2 separate regions of the Homo sapiens genome follow, and region 1 is linked to region 2. A link is an interaction called in ENCODE POLR2A ChIA-PET data of the cell type or tissue named here. Cell type or tissue: PC-9. All regions are shown on one strand.

The links. Peaks named below come from ENCODE experiments on the same cell type or tissue, not always from the same donor. Only the 100,000 strongest peaks of a DNase experiment are listed, where the experiment ranks them.
Region 1: POLR2A ChIA-PET joins it to region 2 with 22 read pairs; 5 of 35 experiments call an interaction of 5 or more read pairs at or near these places.

The regions. Positions count from the first base shown.
Region 1 is chr9:132,648,533-132,653,532 of GRCh38, forward strand. DDX31 (DEAD-box helicase 31) reads right to left here. Exons shown (of 20, transcript NM_022779.9): 7 at 3,916-3,960; 8 at 2,543-2,584; 9 at 1,702-1,766; 10 at 1-19. Among named protein-coding and RNA genes, the nearest start is that of DDX31, 19 kb to the right of the region's middle. In PC-9, a CTCF peak has its summit at 2,884 (motif pointing left); a DNase peak (open chromatin) is centred at 2,869.
Region 2 is chr9:133,033,539-133,038,538 of GRCh38, forward strand. The region is part of intron 1 of GTF3C5 (general transcription factor IIIC subunit 5); the gene reads left to right. Among named protein-coding and RNA genes, the nearest start is that of GTF3C5, 5.0 kb to the left of the region's middle. In PC-9, no CTCF peak of the experiment used is centred here; a DNase peak (open chromatin) is centred at 2,463.

The DNA.
Region 1 (5,000 bases), 390 kb before region 2:
ATTTATTCCTTTGCGGAGTCTGTTTAAAATTATATATCATAAAAGAAAGTAAATCAAACAGGGCCACGCCAGTAGAAAACACAGGAAAAAGGCAAAATAGACAGACTCATTTCATGTACAGTGCAAACGTGCCATAGCCTGAAATCATGACAAAACATAAAAACTGGGTAGAAAGCTGTACTTGAGTCTTTCCCTGTACTGTGAAATGCAATTGTTAAGATCTGAAATTACATTAAAATCATAAAACTTTAACTTTGAAAGGGATCATAACTACATAATCCAATGCTCTTTATCTGACTCATAAATCCTCTCTAGAACCTTCCAAAGAGATTGTAGTCTAGCCTGTTCTCGAAGGTTTCTGTGCCAGAGAATCTAGTATCTGAGCAAGTGATTCCATGCCAATGTGCTCCAATTGCTAGGACACTTTTTTCTTATGCTAAGCCCTTTATGTAACTTCCATTCAACGGGGCTCAGCTTTGTCCCATGGGTTATATACAATAAATCTAATTTCTCATTCCCCAGACAACCATTTTCCTGTCAGTCCACCGTAATAAAAGCTTCCAATTTTTAGCACATTTTTTTTTTCTTTGTAGAGACGGGGGTCTCACTATGTTGCCTAGGCTGGTCTCAAACTCCTGGTCTTAAGTCATCCTCCTGCCTTGGCCTCCCTAAGTGCTAGGATTACAGGCATGAGCCACTGCACCCAGCCTAGCTGGATATATTTTCAAGCTTCCCTTGCAGTTAAGTATAGTCATGTTTGTTTTAGCAATGGGATAAAAGGTAAAGGGAACACGCCAATCACACAAGCACCTTCAGAGGGAGCAGGTATGAGCATCTCTGTACCCGCTGGCAAGAAATTAGATGCAATGGTTGGAGTGCCTGCAACTATCTAAGACTATGAGGTAATCTTAAAAATGGAATCCTCCCATAGTGGCACAAAAAGACAGAAAGAGCTTGGTCCCCGACACTGGAGCACCAGGCCAGCCTTGGACTGGCTCTGTCAGATTTCTTAAATGTGAAAGAAAAATAAAACTTGTATATTGTTTGTGCCACTGTTATTTGTTATTATTGTTGTTATTCACAGCTGAGTCTAATCCTAACCAATGCTTTGAGGTTTCAGGTTTCATATTTACTCCTCAGTTATAGACTACATGCATCATTATTGAGTACTGATTATTAAGCTATAATACAATAAAAATGTTTTCAAAAGAATGAAGACAATTTGAGATTTACTTGTTGCAACGATTTTCAACTGACACCCATTACAAATCCTAATAAAGGAACAAACATATTCGGTTGTAAAAAGCAAGTTACAAAGCATTATATAAGTGAATGATCTTGTTTTTGTAAAAGCAAACAACAAAACCCCAAACTCTTAATGTCCACAAAAATGAGTGGCATGCAGGTGGATGTATACTAAACCAGGGATGCTATAGAGCATTGGGTAGGTGGGAGTTAAGAAGTTGACAGCACTGTTACTAGCAACATCAGAAGGAAACCTGTTTGTAGGTTTAATATTTTAAAAAACAGCACCGTCTAGAGGTGACCGCTCCCCACTGACTCAATCTGTCCCTGTGCACCGGGACTAGGAAGCAGAGCCTGAGACAAAGCTCTCAGCAGGTTTAGAAGGACCCAGCCTTACTGAATAGGAAGGCAGGACACATTCAAGAAGGAAACAACAACCAACAAACCTCTTCCTACCTGGCCTTTTCTGATTTTCTCTTCTCTCCTCCCATTAACACTCCAGGCACAATCCAGGTGAAAGGCTACAGAAAGACAGCAGACCACAGTCAGTGCAAAGCCCCCTTTACTAACATCAGACATTGATTCCAAATTCCCTTTCCTTAAACAAGGCATGGGAGAAAACTGGTGCTTCTCATTGTATAAGGTGTTATTGTGCAGACACAATTCCTAGGCATTGCTACACCCATGTTCACTATCAGCAGTAACTTGAATTATAGGTATATAACTAGCTTCTACCACAGTGAGAGAGAAATGTGAGCTTCTTAAATCATTCAAGTAGCTTGCCTTTCTTTTCCCACAGAGCCTGAACTGAAAACACATGTCAGTAAGTCTACTGCCATTTTTGGGGTTAAGATAAAAACCCAAGCAACACCCTTCCCTACTCTCCACCCCTAATAAAAGAAAGGATGGATCAATTCATGATCCAATTTGGTGAGCTGGCTGGCTTTGATTCTGAAGCCTTCACTCTCCTTTCTTAAACAAATCCTACTTGCAGCTAAGTTGCTTTCTACTGGATCACCATCAGGCTGTACCTGTGAATTTCTGTATGTGGCTTGCTAGTGACTATGATGAACAAATTGCAGGACTTTATGCACCAGGAGTCACTGATAATTCAGCTAAGCTAGAAATTGGTAGGTTTAGATCAGTAAAAACCTATAAACTGCCTAGAGAGAGCAGAGATATCCAGGCAAAAGGAAATAATTCTTATCTCTTTGAAAATAAAGAATAGACTGTAGTATATTAAATCCTTCCTCAAAGTCAGCAAGCAAGATGAAATGGAACTCATGGTTTGCCTTACCTTAAGCAGTTTCTGGACAGTGTCAAAGCTTTGTAGAGCTAGCTGTAAAAATTTTAAAAGTTATAGATGATGAACAGGATCCCCCTTTTTTTTTTTTTAAAGACAATTTAATGTGATTAGGATCCAAACTTGGACCTCAAGTTAAGATTTAAGAAGAAAAAAAATCCTATACACAGAATCTAATATACCTTGTTCTTAGACTGGTTCTGCAACCTGTCAGTTTGGGCAAAGAGGGTAAAGACAACACTTCTATTTCTTGGACATACACAAAAATAGTGTTTTGTGCTCCCTCTGCTGGCTCAAATTCCCAGAGTGCCACACAGAGAAGTTCAAGTCTGTGGTGCACAAAAACGTAAGAGAATGAAACAAAGTAACCTGAATTTGACTCTCCTTAGAAAGAGAAAGAATATAATATGTACGCAGAGTAAACCACAATAGTGACGCAACAGGGTAGCCTCTGGGAACTTCGCTCTCAAGGAGCGATGACTGTATTCTACAACTGTGCCAGGATATCTGAAGCCTGGGAGATGGTCGCTCCTCAAGTTTATATCAATAAAACAAAAGCAAACCAACAGCTCCATTTGAGAACAAAGCAAGTGAAAATTAAAGTAGGCTACAACCATTAACAACCTTCAAAAATGCCTCATACAGAATCCCGTTCTTAAAGAACGTATATACAGTTTCCACATATTTAGTATTCATGAAGCATCCTCGAGAAGTAGCAAGTTTGCTGCTGTAAAAATTTTAATAGCTTCTGTGCCTGCTCCTTCATTGGACTGAGCTGAGATAGGGGACTGCAGGCTATATGAAAAGCTGACTTCAAATCATCTCTGTGATCAATTCTCTGTAAGGAAGTGATTAGCATTTGATATAGAAACCACATACCCTAATCTGAAGTTGCCTCTGTAGGCAAATAAAATAGATCAGATAGAAGAGATTTCCACCAAGAAAGAAAAAAATATTGAAAAGTTTAACTTTTAGGAACAAGTAACATTTTTGGTAGCAGTAGCTTCTTAAAAAAAATAAAGGTTCATTTTCAGAGCCAACTGCTTTTGGTTTTGAATAAAGTTGCTAAAAAATTGCATTTCTGTAGGTTTTTTTTTAGCAACTTAATTCAAAACCCAATTAAACAGACATTTAATAGTATCATTAGTTTCTAGACAATAGGAAAATACTTTTCCATACTTATGATTCTCAGAGACTACTTGAATTTTTCTCCTTGACAAGAACCAGAAGGATGGTTTCCAGGCAAATGGAACTGGTGTGCAGTGGCTTGTGCAGTAGGGAGAAACATGGTAAAACCACTTTTAAATTCAACGGGACATTAGTGAAAGCATGTGCTTAAAACTTGTCCCAAAAGGGAGCCTGCTTACCTCTCTCGTTGGCACGAGCACCAGGGCATAGGGGCCATCACTGCGCTGTTGACACACAGAAAAAAAATGCCATGAGCAGGATAAACAAAGGCAGACTCCAAACGGACAGGACACAGGGGTGGCCGGTTGTAGAACATCAGAAGCACTCTTAATGAAGAAAGGGACAAAATAAGGTTGCCCACTGATGTGGTCTGGCTGTGCCCCCACCCAAATTTCGACTTGCATTGTATCTCCCAGAATTCCCACATGTTGTAGGAGGAAGGGCAGGGGGGCAGGAGTGAGGTGGTAATTGAATCAGGGGGGCCGGTTATTCTCGTGATAATGAATAAGTCTCACGAGATCTGATGGGTTTATCAGGGGTTTCTGCTTTTGCGTCTTCCTCATTCTCTCTTGCTGCTGCCATGTAAGAAATGTCTTTCGTCCTCTGCCATGATTATGAGACCTCCCCCAGCCATGTGGAACTGTAAGTCAAATTAAACCTCTTTGTCTTCCCAGTCTCGGGTATGTTTTTATCAGCAGTGTAAAAATGGACTAACACACCCACTAACCCCATTATTCTAGAATACTGTTCTAGAGGTCCTGGCCCATACAATCAGACAAGAAATATGATGTATAAAATTAGAAAATAGGAAACAAAATTATTGTTAGCAGATGTTATTTTATCTTACAAAAAAAAAAACCATAAGAGAACTAATGTAAAATCTATTACAAACAAGATAATTTTGTCAAGCAGCTGAATGCAAAATTAACATATAAAAATCAATAGCCAGGTGCAGTGGCTCACGCCTGTAATCCCAGCACTTTGGGAGGCCAAGACAGGCGGATCACTTGAGGTCAGGAGTTTGAGACCAGCCTGGCCAACATGGTGAAACCCCGTCTCTACTAAAAATACAAAAATTAGCTGGGCATGGTGGCGGGCGCCTGTAATCCCAGCTCTTCGGGAGGCTGAGGCAGGAGAATCACTTGAACCCAGGAGGTGGAGGTTGCAGTGGGCTGAGATCGCACCATTGTGCTCCAGCCTGGGCAACAAGTGAAAAACTCAGTCTCAAAAAAAAAAAAAAAAAAAAAAAAAAAAAAAAAAAAAA
Region 2 (5,000 bases):
TTGGCACTGGGAGACAGAAGCTGGATAGCCCTCAGGGGCTGACCCGCAGGGTGTTGAACCTCAGGGAACAGCAGAGAGAGAGCTCGGCACGATTTATCACCCCAGGCTGTGGGGTCCTGGAAAAGAGCTACCGTACAGCCCATGCCCACTCGTCTGGAGGACCATCCAAGTGGAAAGGGGACAGTCTGGGCTTCTGGTCTACTGTGTGCACAAGTGTAACAATCACTTTTGTTTAAAGTGCGGACAGAATATTTAATCCATTCCATCCAGGCGTTTGCATCTCAGTACCCTGTTTCAATTGCTAGAGTTTGCTTTAGGTCTCTTACTTCTACAGCTGCTACTTTGGCTGGGTCGTTGTGGAGACCGGAGGGGAACACTGGGCCTGATATGTTTGGGGAGAGCGTTGGGTCCCATACGTTCCCTGGACTCTGGGTCTGGGTTTCTTCATTGTTTTTAACCGCCGATGGTCCAGTCAACCTTAGAGAGGGTTCCTATGGGATCCCGTCCTGTAACATCTGCTCCTAACCCGTACCGTCCGAATACAGAGGGTTCTTGGGCCATTGTTTGGGGATTATCTATAATTAGCAATAAGGGGTTACACCGCAGTGGCTTACAATTTGGTGGAGTGGAGCGATGGATAAGTTAGAGTTTTTGTTTGAGTTTCCGCAACTTATTTAAAGGAGGGGGGTTGGCTGTCCGCCTCCCATATTGACTGGTCCACCAAACATTTGCCCAGTCACCACAGGGGCCCTTTAAGGCTCCATACTTATACTTGTTTGACTGTCTGCGATATGGACATGGATACTTAACTACATCGGATAGCTGCCTTTGAGCTTGTTCGTATCTGCACGGGGTAAGAACAAGTGTCGAACTGAAGGGTCAAGGGATGGTTAGCCTGAGTCACATTGATGACAAGATGACCTTATGTTGGAAAGAAAAGGAAAAATAGACAAGTGATTATTAAGCCCTTTTTAGGGTTAGTTTGGTAGGGGTGGGTCCCGGGGTGACAGCCCATTTTTCCCTGTCTGTGGACATTACTCCTTTCACCTGGCGTGTAGTGTGCCCATCCCTTTTCAGCCGTTCGAATCGCTGTTTCAGTAGTTAAGAGTACCAGATAAGGCCCTTCCCAAGCTGGTTCAAGTTTTCCCTCCTTCCAGCTTTTGATGAGAACGTGATCCCCAGGCTGATGCTGGTGTGCTGGAAACTCTAGAGCTGGCGTCTGTGCTCAGAGGCCTTCAGTCCTGAGGGAAGAAAAAGTGGAGGAGAGACCAAGTTTATAGTTTTTAAGAAACTGATCTTTGTTTCAAACGTAGCAATGTCAGCAATGGAGTGTAGATAAGGCAACCCATATAGCATTTCATAAGGGGATAAGCCAACATCTTTCCAAGGGGCAGTTCGGATTTTTCACAAGGCAATGGGAAGGCATTTAGTCCATGGCAACCGAGTCTCTAAGACTAATTTGGTTAAGTGACTCTTCAGAGTTTGGTTCATTCTCTCCACTCTTCCTGATGAAGGTGGGTGCCAGGGAGTGTGGTATTCCCCTGCTATGTCTAGTACTTGGGCTAGTTTCTTGACGGCATGTGCAGTGAAATGAGTCCCATTATCTGAATCAATATTTTGTATTAATCTGTTAAACCTGGGTATAATATTCTCAATCAATGCTTTAATTACATTATTAGCAGTTGCACTTGAAAAGGGAATAGGTTCCCTCCAGTGCGTAAGGTGATCTACTATCACTAATAAGTACTTTAGGCAACCGACTGGGGGCATTTCGGTGTAATCAATTTGGACACTTTGGGACGGTCTTAACCCTGGACTCCTTTCCCCCAGGGAGTGGTTTTCTTAGGGTCTGCTTATTAGTCTTTTTGCATATTAGACAACTATCTGTAACTTGTCTTTCCAGAGTATAAATTCCTATACATCCCTAAACCCTGAGAACTGCATCACACATGGCTTGGGGTCCCCAGTGAATTCCTTGATGCAGCTGAGATAAGACTTCTCTCTTGAGGGGTTTGGATAACATTTCTCTTTGGTCTGGTAACACCCATTTCCCTTCAGAATTCTCTTTGGCCCCTATTTTTATTAATTTCCCTTTTTCAGTGGAAGAGAAGATGGGAACTGCGGTCGGGGGAGGAAGACAAGGGGTTAGGTGAAAAGTGAGCGTTTTGAGGAAATGGCAGCTTGTTTGGCTATTTGATCTGCAAGGTTATTACCTCGACTTTCACAAGAAAGACCTTTCTGGTGTCCTGGGACATGGACAGTAGCTATTTCTTCTGGCAGCTGGAGGTTACCTAACACTTGGGTGATTAATTCCTTGTGGGCAAGGTCTTGGCCTTTGCTATTAATGAGACCTCGTTCGGTCCAAATTTTTCCAAAGGTATGAGCTAGCCCGAAGGCGTACTTGGAATCAGAATAAATAGTTCCTTCTTGGTTTTGCAAGTGCTTTAAGGCTTGATTCATTGCAAACAATTCACATGTTTGGGCAGACCAATGACTGGGCAGCCTTCCTGACCCTCCTTCTGCAAGGGCTTCCCCATAGACTACTGAATATCCATTATGTCTTTTTCCTTCAGTTACCTGGGAAGAGCCATCTATAAATAAGTGCTGCCCTGTTTGAAAGGGGTCTCCCTTACATCGGGCCTGAATCTAAACACTCATGCTCAGGTCCTTTTAGATTTGGATTCCCTGTTAGGAGACCTGCTGGGTTAAGTGAATTATCAGTGGTTAGTGTTAAATCATCTCTCTAATAGGATAGCTTCATACTTTAAAATTTTTGAGTCAGTGAGCCATCTCCCTGCTTTCTGGTTTAAGATAGTTCTAACTTGATGAGGCGTGCTCACAACTAAATCTCCCCCAAAGGTCAGCTTTCTGCTTTCTTCAGTTAACAAAGCCGTAGCCGCAATGGATTGAATACATTCAAGCCATCCACAGGTTACTGGATCTAAAACTTTCGACAGGAACACCACAGGTTGCCAGTGACCCCCGTGTTCTTGAGTAAGTACCCCTAAAGCTACCCCCTTCTTTACATTAATGAAAAGATGAGATGGCTTTTCTAGGGAAGGCAGGGCTAGGACGGGGCAGTTATGAGCATATGTTTTAGTTCTTCAACCTGGTGGATTTCTTCAGAGGTCCACAGAAGAGGGTCAGGCTTTTCTTGGGCAAGCTTTAGGTATAAAGATTTTGTTTTTAGGGCATATGAGTCAATCCGTAAGCGGCAATATCCAACCAATCCTAGGAATGTTACGAGTTCCTGCTTAGTTTTAGGCAAAGTTAAGAAGGACACGATCCCTTCGACGTGTTCAGTTCCTGTCCTTCGTATCAAGTGTCCTAGGTATTTAACTTCTGGCTCTACAGATTGAAGCTTTCCCTTTGAAACCCCATAACCCTTTTCCTTGCAAATGGTTAAGGAGGTGGACGGAGAGGGCAGCTATCCGTTCTGTAGCTTCACCAGATACCAGCGGGTCATCCACGTATTGGAGCAGGCATGTGTTTTGGGGTAGAAATTTGTTCTAGAACTTGTTCTAGAATCTGACCGAAGAGGTTAGAGGAGTCTGTGAAGTCTTGGGGGAGAACTGTCCGTCGATACTGTTGCTTCCGTCCGGAATGGGGATCTTTCCATTCGCAAGCAAAAATGTCTCGGCTGTCCTCAGACAAGGGGCATGCCCAAAAAGCATCTTAAATATATTACTGTAAACCACTGATGGTCGTATGGAATTTTGCTGAGGAGGGTGTAAGGATTAGGGACAACAGGGTGAGTAGTCTGGAATATCTGGCTGATGGCCCAGAGGCCTTGCACTAGTCAGTATGACCCATCTGACTTTCTTACAGGCAGTATTGGGATAAGGGGACACACCGGGTTCAAGGAGCCCGTCCCTAATGAGACTCTCAATGATAGGTTTTAGGCCTATTCTGCCTTCTAAGGGGATGGGATATTGCTTCCTTCTTACTATTTCCCCCCGGGGTTTTTAACTTTATATGTATGGTGGGGGGGTGGGACTTGGAGTCTTCCCCAATTCCCTTCCCTTGACCAGAGATCGGGATGAATGTATTTTTCTTCATGGTGGTAAGTAGGTTTAATGAGGTGAGGAATCCTTCTGGGCTAACATGTAAACCTATACCTAACTTTAAGTCTCTTCCTAACGGGTTAGTTCCTGCTTCAGGGATTAGCAGAAATTTAACGTGGGCTGTTCGATTTTTATGTTTGAACTCTGCGTCTTCTAAGATTTTTGCTCTAAATCCTTCTCCCTTTACCCCTGAAACAAAAAGCTCTTCTGAGGAGCAGCTGACGCTAGACGGAAGGGAACAAACAGAAGAGCGAGCAGCACCCTTCTGCAGAAGTAAACTTAGCACATTTAGTTCTGCAGAAGAAAGGTGCTGTGCTGCTCGCTCTTCTGGCCACCAGAGCACACGGAACAAAGGAGGAAAGGTTCCTGTGTCTTGTCCCACTGGCTGGAGTTGGACCGCACAATCTAAGCTGATCTCGATTGGCTATTTCAAATAGAACAGGGATGTGGGTTACAGTGGCTGGATGAGCGGTTTCGCCAGGAAGAATAGTTTCGGCGGGAAGGGCAGTTACAGAGCGGGTAACTAAGGGCAAGGAGGCGCAAAGAACAAGGAAGTTAGACTTTGAAGATGGAGAACAAAGAAGAAGGGAGTTGAACAAGCTGAACCTTTGAGGAGGAACTCACTCAACCTGGATATCTAATATCCGGGACACTGAGAGAGGGACGGAGTTGCTGGACGGCGGCTGAAGGGGAGAGTCTACCCGGGCGTGTGGTTTCCTTGGCAACGGAGAGTGTGGTGGACTCTGGGTGCCCAATGGGCAGGGCTTTGGTATCTGTAATTGCCAGGAACAGCCTTTTTCTCCCCAGGGGACAGAGGGGAAGGGACTGTGGGGGAGACCCCTAGGAGCTTTTTTTTTTTTTTTTTTGAGACGGAGTCTGGCTCCGTCGCCCAGGCTGGAGTGCAGTGGCGCGATCTCGGCTCACTGTAACCTCCGC